Linked DNA regions of Mus musculus: all the other regions are linked to region 3. A link is a loop called in an ENCODE intact Hi-C map of the cell type or tissue named here. Cell type or tissue: heart. All regions are shown on one strand. Each heading gives the region's core, and the rest is flanking DNA. Links, peaks and the distances in the headings are about the cores only. Region 1 holds the start of Dnm1l (dynamin 1-like). Region 2 overlaps Prkdc (protein kinase, DNA activated, catalytic polypeptide). Region 3 holds the start of Spidr (scaffolding protein involved in DNA repair).

Region 1 (5,470 bases), core at 276-5,275, 210 kb after region 3:
AGAAATAGTGCTAAGAAAACTGGAAGTCCACATGTAGAAAAACAAAATGAGGATCATATCTGTCTATCACCTTGCACAAAAATCTAACTGCAAATGGATCAAAGACCTAAATGTAAAATCTGAAACCCTGAGACTGCTAGAAGAAAACGTGGGCAGTTCCTTACAGGATATAGGTAGAGAAAATGAGTTTCTGAATAGGATTCCATTTGTCTAAGAATTAAAACTAGCAAGTGGGACCTCATAAAACTAAAAAGCTTCTGTAGAACAACTGAAGAGAAAATTCATAGGATGGGAGAGAATCTTGCCAGCTATATTGCTGAGGGAAACTTAATATACAGAAGATATAAAGAACTGAAAAAAAAAAAAAAAAAACCTCAAGGGTCAAAAAAACTCATTCAAATAATGGACAATAGTTTCTCAAAAGAATCTATTCTTCTGTTCTCAAAAGAATAAGTCAAAATGGCTAAGAAATGTTGATTTAAGTGAATTAAATTAAATTTTAGATAGTAAGATCATCAAAGCTGAGTTTCAAAGGCCTTCCTTCTTCCCTCCATTACTCCTCTACTGGCTAACACTGTTGTGTGTAAGAAAGCCCATCTTGATTTTAATCTCTTTAATCTGATTCACTATATCCCTGATTCTTTTACTGGTTAAAATGTACTTGGAAATCTCTTAAGAGTATAAGGTTTCTGCTCTAAAGCTAGATCACAATTCTTGATTGTTATGAAAGAAAATTAACTAAGTCATCTTTTCTCATTTTATTTACAAAAAATAGTTCTTATTATAAAAGTCCCAATGAAGAGATACTTCAGCAGTTAAGAGAACTTGTTGCTCTTGCAAAGGACCTAAGTTCAGTTCCCAGCATGTTCATGGCAGTTCACAACCATTTGTATGGCAAGTTCCAGAAGATCAGTTGCCTTCTTCTGGCTTCCAAAGGAATTAACAGGCATTTGATACATATACATATACATAAACACAGGCAAATATTCATAAAGTAAAAATTAACTTAAAAACTAAATATCTCGTTACAATGAATAATATGCATCACTGAAAATCTTCTATAAGATCGCAGGAACAAAATACCAAAACAAACAAAAAACCAAATAGTACACTTGATAATTTGGTCTTCGGGCACAGCCAACATCAAGTGTTAATGCTGGATTATGCAGACATGACTGTCCGAAAACTATCTATGCCAACCCAGCAAATGGCCCCAAAATAATTCCTACTGCTTTAAATATTTAAAGGCCAATAATAATAATAAACTACAGGATGGTTTGAAGTATATGGATATCCTCTAATTTATTTCTTCTTATAATATTTATACACTTTCTGTAGTTAAGATGTAGCCATACAACCCATGGAAAACAGAGAAATCACCCATCACCTCAGAAGAAAAGAATATTAACAAATGGGAGCACCTAAAAGTATGTTTATAAAGGGGCTGGGGAGATGGCTTGGAGGTTAAGAGCAAAGGCTGCTCTTTTAGAGGACCTGGTTTCCAGCACCCACATGGCATCTCACAATCATTTGTAACTCCAGTTTCGGGGATCATATACTTTCTTCTAACCAGCACCAGGGAAAACACTCACATCATAAAAATTAAAAAAAAAAAAAATTCTGGGCATGGTAGTTTTTCAGTCAAGGGAGCTGAAGCAGGGGGAGTGCTATGAGTTTCAGCCAATTCAGGTAACAAGGTAAATTCTTAGCCAGCTTGAAGTACAGAGTAGGGCTCATCTCAAAAACAATTCTCGCCAGGTGTAGTGGCACACGCCTTTAATCCCTGCACTCGGGAGGTTGAGGCAGGCGGATTTCTGAGTTCGAGGCCAGCCTGGCCAAAGTGAGTTCCAGGACAGCCAGGGCTATACAGAGAAACCCTGTCTCGACGCCCCCCCCCCAAAAAAAAACAAAAACAAAAACAAAACAAAACAATTCTCCCCAGGAGGATAGAGGCACTGAATGGTCTTCCAGAAGTCAATTCCCAGCAACCACATGGTGGCATGGTGGCTCACAACCATCCATAATGGGATCTGATGCCCTCTTTTGGTGTGTCTGAAGACAGCGACGGCGTACTCACAAACATTAAAACAAACAAAACCAACAAAAAACGCCCTCCTCCCCTAAAGTTCTGTTGCTCCTCTTCAGTTCAAAGCAGGCATTTTTTTAAAAAATGAAACTCACATATCTCTGCTATTCTAGATATCTATTCAACATTCTTTCATACAAAATTTGGACTTATCGCCAATACCCCACATAAGGCCTGAGAACCTTATACCAAATTTGGGTCACAGTAACAAAATTACAAACACCAAAGTCATGGTGCTCCTTCCTAACTTTAGGCCTCCAACTACACCCGGGATTTTCTTTTAATCTTATTTTTACTTTGTAATAGCTCCGTGGGCCACCGACTCACCACTAGCTTGCTGCCTGTCTGCTCACAGCAACTCCTGAGTCCGTCGCGTCCTCAGCGGCCGGAAGGAAGCGACAGCCGCCCACACGCCCGCCCGCGCGTCCCCCGAGTGCCCTTGGGCCAAGCCGCGCCGGGCTGTAGGCTGCAGGGCCACTCAGTCCCGCTGAGCGCCCGGGAGCAGAGCGGAGCGCCGAGCTGCCGGCCTCCTCCTGGCGACACCTGCAGGCCTGCGGCCGAGCCAGGCCTCGCAATCGCGGCCTCATCTTACCTGCGTTCCCACTACGACGATCTGAGGCAGCTGGATGATGTCCGCACCCACTGTGTTGAAGACGTCCTGCAGCTTATTGATGACCGGGATCAGCGCCTCCATGACCCCCGAAACACTGGACCCCCAACCCAGCAGGCCACTGCAATGAATGGGGACTCGACCCACAGCCCGCTTGCTTCCTCTTCTCCTCCGCCCTTTCCTCGGGAGCCCGCACCCATTGGGCCGGGCCAGCACCCAGCCCGCTCCCGGCAGGCCACGCGCCACGACAGAGGTGGGCGCGCAAAGGCTGCCGGGAGATGTAGTTCAGGCTGAGTGGAACGCGAAGGCCTATTCTAGAAGGTTTCAGGTATCGACCTGAACTGGGCGGGTAAGGAAGCTGAGACCGTGAATCTGAGTCTACTATAGTCAAAATGCTAGCTAACAGCTAGATGAATAATGATTGTTAGAGTGTTATGTATGAGTATGCCTCCAGGAGTTGGGACACACCAATTTTATGGACAACCATGGAAGACTTAGACAAAAGGTTAACAAGGTCTGTACTACATAGTGAAATCCTGTGTTTATAAGAAGGGATAGAGTCGCCGGGCAGTGATGGCGCATGCCTTTATCCCAGCACTTGGGAGGCAGAGGCAGGCGAATTTCTGAGTTCGAGGCTAGCCTGGTCTACAGAATGAGTTCCAGGACAGCCAGGGCTACACAGAGAAACCCTGTCTCGAACCCCCCCCCCCTTCCAAAATAGGGATAGAGTCTATTAATTAACCAATGTCATTTCCTTATGAGAAGTACTACTTTATGAAGAGCAATCAAGGAAACTATAGGAAAACTTAAAAGAATGTCTCCAGACATTTCTACCGCTCCAGCCTACCCACCAAGAGAGTTTATCTGGTCAAAGTTCTGAGAGTGAATGATAAGCCCTTAGAACTAGACATTCGTATCACACACACCAACTACGACTTAAGGTACAATGCAGAAATGAAGGCAGAAAGAATATAAGAAACCAAGGATTGAGCAGCTGTCATCTACTTACAAAGCTGTAGTTGTAGCCTGAATACATAGCACTATATACCTGCACAAGATTGGGCCCTCCAGCTATCTATCATAGAAACAGGAGGTGCCCATGAAGCTCCATTCTTTCTAAAGGAGCAGTAACTGTGAATGTTTGCTGGAGTTGGGGATTAGCTTTTTCTATTAGTATACCCACTAGGACTAATAGGTGGGAAGAAGGAGTCCTAGAAAGGAAGGGGGAATATCAGAGGGTAATGAGGGTACCAAAATAATCACAATATACTGGATTTTAAGACTGTTAAACATAAATAAAACAGTAACTCAGAGCCACAAACTCCCCAGCCTGAGAGGAGTGAAAAGCCAAGCAAAACTTGTTGCTATCTATTCATGATAGCCATGAGCACTCATAGTCACAAAGTTGTGGATTGTATAACTGGAGGGGTTACTTACCATTCACCTGCAACATATGCCATAGGAGACAGGCTTTACTGTTCAGAACACAGATGGTGGCTGGTTAATAAGTTTTGAAAAACACATAAATGAAAGACTCTGAAGATCCAGAAGTGATTTTTGGACATCTTGGCAAATGTTGTGACCTTCCCTTTTGTCTTTTAAAAACAAAGATTTCAGAATCCAAAACCAAGTGCAGCAGCATATATGTAACCTCAGACTGAGAAGGCAGAGGCAAGAGTCAGCTCTATTGTCTCCATAGTGAGCTCCAGCCTAGCCAGAGATAAATAAAGTACCCTAGGAAAAATGATGCATTTATACTTGATTTTCCTTTGTCTTTTACTGTGTGCTAAGAGCTAGTTTGGTAAAATTGATATACATACATATTACCAAAGCCAACATGTCATAGATTGGTATGGTATATGTTCCTACTCAAATTATCTTTTCTCTGGTAACAGAACACATATAGTCTTATATATTATCATGTAGCTTTTTGTAAGAGAAAAAATAATCCCACAGGCAGTGCTTAAGAAAGTCTACCAGTACATTACTGCCAGGATTGCCCAGAGCAATCAGACATAAGAGGAAAGAAACAGGAAGGGATGAGGCCTAAATATTATTACACACACACACACACACACACACACACACACACACACACACACACACACACAAAGATAATCTGAAAGTAGACACAGGCCCCCATTCCTAACTCAGGTGCAGGTACTATCTCCAATTGATAACTGCTCACAAAAAAAAAAAAAAAAAAAAAAAAAAGGTTTCTCCAAGGGAGTTTCTTCTTCAGAGGTGTTTTCTGAGCCTTAGTGAGGGATGTGAGTTTGTGTGTGAGTGTATATGTGCATGTATGCATATATGTTTACATATGTGTAAATGTGTGTGTGTGTCCAAGGTGGTGGGGGTGATAAAATGCTCCTTTTGCAGCTCAATGCTTAGTTTTTATTCCCAACACTCTGGCCAGTTTTAGTCTTTGTATTGCCTGCTGCCTGCTGCAAAAAGCTTCTCTGGGCACGATTAAAAGCAGCCAACATTTATGGCTGTTAACTTAAGTATGTAGAAGGAAATTTGACAATATGACCATTTAGTAAAACAACTATTACTTTCTAAGCCATAGATTCTTAATAGGATTAGAATATAAGGCATAAAATGTTCTCCTGTAGAATATTCAATCAGAAAGACATTACTTATGTTCTAATAGTTGCGCAATTATTGTATGACCTGGCACACCTTGCCTGGCAGCTCAGTTCTGTAGCATACAGGGTTGAAGACTAGGTATGATCATTAATGTATTTTCTTGCCCAAAAGCCTGGGAAATATAA
Region 2 (5,000 bases), core at 1-5,000, 310 kb before region 3:
CCTAGGCGGGCCTTTGTAAAGATGAGCACCAGCCCTGAGGCCTTCCTGGCACTGCGTTCCCACTTTGCCAGCTCCCATGCACTGCTGTGCATCAGCCACTGGCTCCTCGGGATTGGAGACAGACACCTGAACAATTTCATGGTGGCCATGGAGACAGGCAGTGTGATTGGAATTGACTTTGGACATGCGTTTGGATCAGCTACTCAGGTGTGTTGTGCTTAACTCTCACTCCTGACTTAGAATTGGAATATGCACTAGCCAGGATTCTCTAAAGGAGCAGAACTGATATAATGAACATATACATGGGATTTATTAGAGTGGCTTTAGACCATGGTTCAGCTAGTCTAACCATGGCTATCTTCTGACAGAAAGGGCAACAAGCCAGTACTTGTTCAGTCCAGGATGTCTCAGCAGTTCCAGTCAGGTGCTAGAGTCCTGGAAGATTCCTAGAGAGCTGCTAGTCTTCAGTTTGTGTTGGAATCCCAAAGAAGATTATATTATAGATTATAATAGCAGCAGAGAAATGCCTGGGCAACAGGATAGATGAACTTGCTAGCAAGACCTAGGGCCCTCTATACAGGCTGCCATCAGGTGTGGCCCAGATGTAGTATAAGAGTCTTCCCACCGCAAATGAGCCAATCAAGGAAACCCTCACAGGTGCACCCAGAAGCGTGGATTTTAGTTGATTCCAGAGGAAGTTGACAACCATGTGGCATTAACACCTCCAGAAATTAATTAAAGGAAGTTAAGTTGACTTTGGCATTGTTATGAAACCTGACACTTTTGGAAGAAACAAATAATCTCGCCCTCATTTTAGGCTCCTACATGACCTGTAAGTCATGGGAAACACAGTGATATGTAATCAGAGCTAAGAAGAAAAAGATATTATGTTGTTACAAACACGTATAACTAGAGTGTCTTATATAAAATGTCATTTAAGTTGTTTCTGTTGAGCTTCTGAGTCTCCCAGGCTCTGGGTTACTCCATAGAAGTTTATGCTTTGAGAGGGTAACACAATCTGAATTGATTATTCTTGGGTATAGGGATTCTCTAGCTGATTTTTAGAAATGTGAAGTACCTAGGTTTATGCTTATAACCTCAACACAAGGGAGGCTGGGACAGGAAAATGATTGCAAATTCAAGGCAAGCGTGGCCTTTAGTGTTAGACCCTAGCTTAAAAAACAGGACCAGTGCGATGGCTCAGTGGGTAAATGTGCATGCCAGCAAGCCTGGTGTCCTAAGGTCAGTGCATAGAACCCACATTATGGTAGAAGGAGAGAACCAGCCCCCGTTGGGACAGAATAAACATGAAAGGAAGGAAGGAAGGAAGGAAGGAAGGAAGGAAGGAAGGAAGGAAGGAAGGAAGGAAGGAAGGAAGGAAAAGGAAGGAAGGAAGGAAGGAAGGAAGGAAGGAAGGAAGGAAGGAAAGAAGGAAAGAAGATACCGTTTGTACCGTCACTAAAAGGAAAGGACCCCCTAGGGCGGTGCTTTATGTGCATTGTGCCTGTTCTCTTGAGAGCTCTGGTCCGTATATGTCATCGTCAGCACCACTATCATAAGGGGAGGAAAGGGTTTCTTTGGCTTACACTTCCACATCATAGCCCATCACTAAAGGCAATCAAGATAGTAACTCAAACAGGGCAGGAAACTGGAGGCAGAAGCTGATGCAGAGGCAATGGAGGGGTACTACTTACTGGCTTGTTTTACATGGCTTGCTCAGCCCAGAACCAACAGCCTAGGGATGGCACCACCCATAATGTGCTGGGACCTCCCCCATCAATCACTAATTTAAGAAAATATTGTACAGGTTTGCCCCATCTTATAGAGATATTTTCTCAATTGAGATTCCCTCCTTTCTGATGACTTTAACTTTCTGTCAAGTTGACATAAAACTATCCAGTACATGTACTTAGATATACTTTTTTCTCTTATTTAGTTTCTTCCAGTCCCTGAGTTGATGCCTTTTCGTCTAACCCGCCAATTTGTCAGTCTCATGTTGCCAATGAAAGAAACGGGTCTCATGTGCACGGTCATGGTGCATGCACTGAGGGCTTTCCGCTCTTGTGCAGGTCTGCTCACTGACACCATGGAAATTTTTGTGAAGGAACCCTCCTTTGATTGGAAGGTACATTTTGGTTTTGGACAGACATGCTCATGTCTCCTTTGGATTGTGAAAATACATCATTGTATTTACTGAAATGTTTATATTATTTTGTGCTACATTTCTCAAAACTAACCTAAAAAAAAATCATATAAAAAGCAAAACATTTATTTGGAGGAAACATACTACTATGTTTAGTTTGCGCCTAACTGGAGGTGACAGTATCGACCCATTAGTAACATTAAGTACGAATTCTGTTTTCATACACAATTTGTTGCTCTGATTGTTGTTTTAATTATAAACAGGGTCTTACTCTAGCCTGGGCTAGCCTAGAACTTTCCACATAGCCAAGGCTGTCCTCGAACTCAAAAGAATCTCGTCTCAACCTCTTGATTTCTAAAATTATAACAATCCTCCTCCGAACCTACAACTTTTGAAAAGAAATGTTTAGTTTTTATGAGTGTTTTGCCTGCAGGTATGTAAGTGCATCATATGCATGCAGTGCCCACAAAGTCCAGAAGAGGGAGCACCTGAATTAGAATTACAGAAGATGTAACCAATGTTTCTGGGACCTGAATGCTGGTTGGTCCTCTGTAAGAACATCAAGTGCTCTTAATCCTTGAACCATCTCTCCAGCCAACAACAACCTTTGATTTAAAAATCATTCCATGTGAATTTTTCCTTAATTTCCTTATCTAAGAACAGATAATGCTGTTTGACTCAATTATCCAGACTATCCCCGAAAGCATTAAGCTCATCTTTTTATGTGGACTTCTTCTCACCTCTCTGCATCGCATGATCATGGTGATATGTGCCATGTCAGTGTCTGACTAGAAAGCTAGAGAGCTGTTCCAGTTATAGATCTTTGTTTTAGGGTCATTACTTGGTTTAATGTTTTTTAATGTAATTTGTATATGCTATTATAATAAGTAGAAAAAAATGTGTTTTTTCCCTTAGAGTTTTGAGCAGACAATGCTGAGAAAAGGAGGATCATGGATTCAAGAAATAAATGTAACGGAAAAGAATTGGTATCCACAACATAAAATACGCTATGCTAAGAGAAAGTTAGCAGGGGCCAACCCAGCTGTTATAACTTGGTAAGACTTGTGAATGCAGAATCAGTGTGTGTTCAAAAGTGCAAAGCACTTCACACACTTCTGAGCAGTATGGCACTTCACTGTGTAGATGGAGAAAGTGACTCTTAGGGCGGCTTTACCCCTCCAAGCCCAGCCTGCAAGGACTGGGCTCACACCCTTGTCTGTTTTGTGCTTCTGTACAGTCAGCACCAATAGGAGAACTAAGGTCATGCCATAATATTGTTATGCATATGAGGCTTGGAACTCATATTTGCCTTTGTACTTTATAGGGCATTTGGCCCACTTGATCCTGATGAACACTAGTGTCAGGCATTTGACTACTATCTCATAGTGAAAACACAACGTGGGCTTCTCAGGTAGGAACCTGAGCTGCATTGACCTTTAGGTTTGCTTGAAGTTTTTAAAAATTGAAATCTAAAGTAAACAGAAATGTGGAGGTATTATTCCTAGGAAGTAAAAACCTTAGACTTCAGTTCTGAGCAGTAGTAAGATGTACTCTGTAATTGACTTGATTTTTCACAATAGTGTCAGATCTATACAGTGACTGGTGCTAGTAAGAGAATGAGCTGCAGAAATCAATTCAAAGTCTATCAGACTTAAATGTAAAACATTAAGTTGATCTTCATGATGGCACTTGGCTGTGACATAACATTGCTAGGCATGACCCCAGAAGCACGAGGAAGACCAAGACACACAAGCTGGACTTGAGAATTCCCAGCTGTGCTTTACAGGGTGTAGGCAAGAACAGAGGAGGACTGGGACAGTAAGTGAGGGTTCCTGAGCTAATCTAAAAGCACAAGGCCTGGCTTCAATTCCCAGAGCTAGATTTTGTTTTAAAATTAGGGTTGCAGAAATGACTTAGCAATAAGAGTGCTTGTTGCTTTTCTAGAGCATACATGTGCATGAACAAGCAAATAAATTTAAAAAAAATTTTAAGAAGTAGGGCTAGAGAGATGGCTTGCCATTAAAGAGCATTGTTGGTCTTTGAAAGAGCCTGGTTTGGTTCTTCCACCTCCAATCATCTGTACCTCCGGTTCTAGGGAACCTGAAGCCCCTTCTGTCCTCCTCAGACATAGGCATCATGCAGTGTACATAATGTGCAGGTAAAACATCCATACACATACAAAGAGTCATCTCTTTAAAAATAAAAAAAGCGGGGCAGGGCTGGCAACATGGCTCAGCGGATAAGAGCACTGACTGCTCTTCCAAAAGGTCTGAGTTCAAATCCCAGCAACCACATGGCATGGTGGCTCACAACTACCCATAGTGAGATCTGATGCCCTCTTCTGGTGTGTCTGGACAGTGTACGTATGTATAATAATAAATAAATCCTTGGGCCATTGTGAGTGGGCTGACCAGAGTGAGCAGGTTGACCAGATTGAACAGAGGTCCTAAATTCAATTCCCACAACCACGTGAAGGCTCACAACCATCTGTACAGCTACAGTGTACTCATATACATAAATAAATCTTTTTTTAAAAAAAAGGGCAGTCCACATATTGACAGAAATCTTCAAGTCATATTATTTGAGAATAGATTCATGCCTAAAATAAGTTTATGAGTTTTTTAAAGGCACGGTGTGGGGCCAAGGGGTGATAGAGAGACAGCTCCGTAGTTAAGAGCATTGCTCTTTCAGAGGGCTAGAGTTCTAGTTCTCATTTTACAAACCTTATAACCACTTGTAATTCCAACTCCTAAAGATCTGATGTCCTCTTCTGGACCCTGGAGGCACTCACAAGCACAGACACAAATCTCTAAAATAATTTTCCTTAAAACCCAGTGTGGTGATACAAACCTGTAAT
Region 3 (5,470 bases), core at 196-5,195:
TCTCCATCGGGTCCCTCCCATAGGAGATCTGGGAACCCAGTAGAAAAGGGAGAGGAAAGATTGTGGAAGTCAGAGGGGACAGAGGACACCAGGAGAACATGACCCAACTAAGTAAGATTCACATAAACTCACAGAGACTGAAACAGCAAGCATGGGGCCTTCATGGGTCTGCAGCAGGTTCTCTGCATATATGTTATGGCTGTTAGCTTCATGGGTTTGTGGGACTCCTAACAATGGGAGCAGGTGTGTCTCTGACTCTTTTGCCTATGCTTGGAACTCTTTTCTTCCTATTGTTTCCTTGTCCAGCCTCTATACGAGGGCTTTCATCTTGTCTTTTTTAATCCTGTCTTGTCCTGTTTGACTGTTACCTCTTGGAGGCCTGCTCCTTTCTGAAGATGAAATGAAGAGGGAGTGGTTCTGGGAAAGAGCAAAGAGGTAGGGGATATCTGGAAGGAGTCCAAAAAGGGGAAACTACCAATAGCTGGCATTTCAGTACAAGGCAAAACATAGTTATAATACTCAATACTCAGTAATTAAATGCCAGAACCAGAAAGAAAACTGGATTCAATAAGGACACAAAAACATTGTAGGTCCCTCAAACTGAAGTGAAGATAAACTGAAATTTCAATAACATAACTGGAAAACTCAAAGGAAAGCCTAACAAGTAGAAATGAATCAAACAGAGGACAGAAGATCGGGACTGGAAGACAAAGTAGGGACTCTAAACCCCCCAAAAAGCAAAGAGTATGAATTTTTTAACTCACAGGAAAGGAATACACCAAGAAATCTGGGATACAATGAAAAGATCAAGCTTTCAAATAATTGTAATAGATGCGGAAGAAGAATCCCAGGTGAATGCCATAGACCACAAGATCTTCTCCAAACTAAGGAAAAACACACTCAGACAAAAGAAACGAACAGAGCATGAAACACAAGTCCAGTAAAGAAACTATTCCAAGGCATAACGATGTAGTTAAAACACTAAGTATACATAACCTGCCATAAGCCCTGCTCCCTCCACCAAAAGCAAATTAATTAGCCAACCAGTTAATTAATTAAATGAAAGTCAGGTGTGGTGGCATATGCTACTTGTAATCCTAGAAATTGAAATGTAGATCAAAGATGAGTAATTCAGAGTCGGCCTGTGTGACATGAGATCCTGTCTCATTTGCTGTTGACAAAGTTGTGAGCCATCCTATGGAACTAACAAACTGAAACTTACCACAACCACCACCACCCTGGCCCCTACCTCAGTGAATTTGGGAGAAGACTTCTCTGGAGAAGTCTTGGGAGAAGCTACAACCATAAGCTTAAACTACAGTCAGAATCCTGATAGCAATACTTGTGGAAAGCTGCTTCACTTTTGAGACAATCTTTACATAACAGTTAAGTAACACAACTACTGAAAAGAAAAGCTATTGGAAACTAATAAAATGAAGAGGGCAGAAAGAAATAACAAAAACAACAGATTTCTAAGTTAGGAAAAATTGCTAGGGCCCTGATAAGCTAAACAAATGGTTTCATAACACACTGTAATTTCTTTATGCTGTAGTGACAGCTAAAAATCGCAGTCCAGGGCAAACTCTTAAAGTTGTGAAAAGGCGCCGGGCATGGTGGCGCATGCCTTTAATCCCAGCACTTGGGAGGCAGAGGCAGGCGGATTTTTGAGTTCTAGGCCAGCCTGGTCTACAAAGTGAGTTCCAGGTCAGCCAGGGCTATACAGAGAAACCCTGTCTCAAAAAACCAAAAAAAAAAAAAAAAAAAAAAAGAAGAAGAAGAAGAAGAAGAAGAAGAAAGAAAGAAAGAAAAGAAAAGAAAAGAAAAGAAAAGAAAAGAAAAGAAAAGAAAAGAAAAGAAAAGAAAAGAAAAGAAAAGAAAAGAAGCCGGGCGTGGTGGCGCACGCCTTTAATCCCAGAACTCGGGAGGCAGAGGCAGGAGGATTTCTGAGTTCAAGGCCAGCCTGGTCTACACAGAGAAACCTTGTCTCGAAAAAAAAAAAAAAAAAAAAGTTGTTGAGAATAGGCACAAAGTCAAAATTTGGAGCTGGGCAGTTAGGAGAAGTGAATGAGCAGCTATAAGAGTGAATCAGGACTTTAGGGACGCTTAAATAAATGTATACAGTTAGCAAGGGTATCGAGGGCTGCAAGAACTAATTTATGTTAGATGTAGAAATGTTTTAATTCCTTGATTTTTTCATCTTTTAGTCTTCCTGAAATTTAAATTAGTCTTTTAAATCATAAGTTATACGTGCTTTTACTCTCTAAATAAGTTACAAAGTTCACAGTGTCATCTTTCAAGGCTATCTGAGAAATAAGTACGAATGGTAGTGTTAAGGGAGTTTAGCATTTAGTGAAAGGAAGAGCAGGTGAGGGAATGAAGCACCGTTTGCTGTTCTAAATTTTGAGTATTATGAAATAATCATCTGTAAGTGAGGAACTTTGAAAAGGCAAAATATGATCCAAGAGAAACACAATGTCGGAGAAATGTAGAGGATCGCTTAAATTTCATCCATGTAACAGTTCCTACAACAGTGCCTACAGTATACAGGGACTGCGGGAGACACGGGAGAAGCACGCCTCTCAGAAAGTTTAGGCGGGAAAGCAAAGTGTAGCAAAAGATGCCTGGGACAGAAGAGATACTCCAATACCCACTACTGTCTTGGTGTGTTAAGCAACAAAATAAAACGGAGGCAAATGAACTGCCAGACGCCAGCTCACACTCACTCCGAATCAATTCGTCCTCCCTGTCAGCCACCCACCCGCTTGGTTCCCAGGACCATTCAGCAGACCTGGGCAGAGGCAGAGCGAGGGAACCCTGCCTAGACCGACCGCCACCAACGGGCTCGTGCCGGTCAGACTGGGCGCACCAGCTCCCTTCACCGGACCAGGGACAGGCACGAGAAGCCCACAGAGGTTACACGCCCGCCCTCTGCTTTCATAGCAACAGCACAGCGTACCTTGGACGTGCCGGGGCGGCGGGCTCCAGACATCTCCTACGTGCACAGTCTTCCTGCTCGCCGCCCCATCCGGAAGCCGCCCATCACGCGCCCCGCCCCCTTCCCTCTGGCGACGCCCCTTCCCGCGCCCCGCCCCCTTTCCTCCGGAGACGCCCCTTCCCGCGCCCCGCCCCTTGCGAAAGCCGTCGTCTCAAGTTCCACGGGCTCAAACTGAGGGAGCTGCTGTCTAGGCTCTTCCTCTCGCTCTTTAGGGAGCCTGAGAGCTGATCTACAGGTCATCCTCTCTCCTAGCTAAGCAAAGCCTTAGAGCAGTAACCAGTGATGTGTTAGAATAGCGGGTCACCAAGAAGCACACTAGGCCCAGGCAGTTCAACGTGAAGAGGTTTTATTGAGAGGGAGAGATAAGGGAGTGGCAGAGAGAGAAGAGAAGAGAGCGAGGAGGGGGTGTTCTCCTTATTTATATGGAAAATGATGTAACACAAGTAAGGGTGGGAGGTGAGCCAAGTGAGTTCTGGGATATGGTGGTCGTTGGCTTGGCAGCCGTAAACTAGAATTCAATAATTATTGTTAATTAGTAATAAAACATAAGTAAGCCAGGAAAAGGAATAGTACTTCTCTAACTAATGAGGAATTCTTAAATATAAAATTCATAAATATCAAGAGCAAAGATTTCCTATTTAAAAAAAAAAACTATAGGAACACTAGTTGGATTTGTTATAAAGTAGGTTTCACATACTATAGATCTGGGAAAAGCCAGAGAGCTTACATTCTTAAATTTCTAGATGCTGGTTCAGGGAACATTTTAATGTGGAAGATGAAGCCGTTCCTTGGATGTTTTAAAGCGCTAGGACATAGTTGTCTATGTATGTTCAAACCAGCAGGACAGAGAGCTGCTACTTGAGTGGAAACTGGATTAACAGGGTTTCTAGTGTCGAAAAAAACACTAAATAAGTCCTTGTCAAGAATGTGTTTGCATGGGACTTAAGTAGAAACTAGATTAGCGGAGGCATATTCTATAAAGATATATATTGAAGAAAATATTAAATAAACTATATTGTTGAAAACTTGGAGTGGACAATGGAAAGGATTCTCAGAAAGTTGTATTTACAGATGTGTACAGAAGAGGAGCTTAGAGCCTGGGTGGTGACTTTATTCTCTAACTGAAAGATAGGCAGAGTGGGAAACAAGGCCCTTAATGAATTAAAAATACTACTGCAAGTGGAGCAGTTTTTGATATGCCATTCTGCAAAGGGGGACTACAGCATAGGAGAAAAAAGGACAAAATGACTGGCTTACTGACGTAACACAAGACAGTGGGGTTTTCTGTCTGCTTTGGGTTTCTGTTTGTTTCTTCCACTGGTTAGCTTGTTTGTTTGTGTTTGTTGAGACAGGGTCTCTCACTACTTAGCCCTGACTATCCTAGAACTTACAGTGTAGACCAGGCTAGCCTCAACTCAGAGATTTTCCTGTCTCTGCCTCCTGAGTGCTGAGATTACTGCTGTGCACTACCGCACATGGCAAAATAATATTTGTTTTGTTGTTGTTTGTTTGTTTTTAAAGTCCGAGTTGCAAAAAAAAAAAAAAATCCTGCCCTTCTTTTCCCATGGGCTGATATTTTAGAGAATTACAATTTTCCCAAATTCCCAAAAGTAGTGAATTCAAGGCTGTCTTAGGCTACGTGAAAGGAAACACCAAGTTTAGTTTTCTCTTGGAATAGTTTTCTTAGTCTTTCTAGAATATGTGGTTTTGCTATTGGTTTGTAGTCCTTCTGCAGCACTAATACAATGCTAGCTTGTCACTTCCTCTTATAACTCTCACCTTCCCTGAATATTTCTATCCAAACTTTTATAGATATAGATGTGAGGTCTACTGGAGTGTTCCAGGAATGCCTGCTGAAGTATATAGGTTCTTGTGTCCTACTGCAATGAATTGGACCATGGCTCTGTGATTAGAAATACAGATATAGTCTATGTAAAAATTTGAAACACTCCCAAGAATGAGAGTGAGCTACAAACAAACAAACAAACAAGTGTGTTCCAGATACACTGGGTCAGAGGCCTATCACTTTTTATGGGTTATGTACAATATTCATACAAGTTTGGGCTTTCAATGAATATATTCCATTTGTTGAATGAATACCAGGTTGGGGGTGGCTTCTTGCCATTCTCTGCTTATTGATTTCTTTTATATATTAATATTGATATAATTTTCTCTAGTCTGTTCTCTCCTGCCATAATTCCTTCCTGAGAGCTGGGATCCCAAATGTCTTTTTGGCAAGCACAATTATGATCAATGAATCCTCTACAGCCAATTCCAGGCTGAGAGGCGCAGACCTACCTAAAAAGGACCACAAAACTCCCAACCTTATCTGTTGATTGGGAAAGAGACTATGTATTTTCTATAGAAGGAAATAGTTGGAATCCTGCACCACAGAGAGTTTAGTTTGAAATGGTTGCATGTCCTAGGTGACACAAATTTTACAAGATTGAAATGCTAGGCTTAAGCAAGAATAAG

Evidence for each region. Peaks named below come from ENCODE experiments on the same cell type or tissue, not always from the same donor. Only the 100,000 strongest peaks of a DNase experiment are listed, where the experiment ranks them.
Region 1: a loop joins it to region 3, with 7 times the contacts of the local background. A loop is called at or near these places in 2 of 42 quality-filtered maps.
Region 2: it touches region 3 in a loop (5-fold over the local background); 5 of 42 quality-filtered maps call a loop at or near these places.

Annotation. Positions count from the first base shown.
Region 1 is chr16:16,356,086-16,361,555 of GRCm38, forward strand. It overlaps Dnm1l (dynamin 1-like), which reads right to left and starts at 2,946. Exons shown (of 21, transcript NM_001360008.1): 1 at 2,679-2,946. The coding sequence starts at 2,780. In heart, for the core only: a CTCF peak has its summit at 2,597 (motif pointing left); a DNase peak (open chromatin) is centred at 2,886; H3K4me3 peaks cover 2,054 bases; H3K27ac peaks cover 1,634 bases.
Region 2 is chr16:15,836,027-15,841,026 of GRCm38, forward strand. It overlaps Prkdc (protein kinase, DNA activated, catalytic polypeptide), which reads left to right. Exons shown (of 86, transcript NM_011159.2): 83 at 6-207; 84 at 1,937-2,125; 85 at 3,059-3,198. Among named protein-coding and RNA genes, the nearest start is that of Mzt2, 25 kb to the right of the region's middle. In heart, for the core only: a CTCF peak has its summit at 2,616 (motif pointing right); no DNase peak of the experiment used is centred there.
Region 3 is chr16:16,143,789-16,149,258 of GRCm38, forward strand. Spidr (scaffolding protein involved in DNA repair) reads right to left here and starts at 3,063. Exons shown (of 20, transcript NM_146068.4): 1 at 2,957-3,063. The coding sequence starts at 2,989. In heart, for the core only: no CTCF peak of the experiment used is centred there; a DNase peak (open chromatin) is centred at 2,993; H3K4me3 peaks cover 1,449 bases; H3K27ac peaks cover 1,293 bases.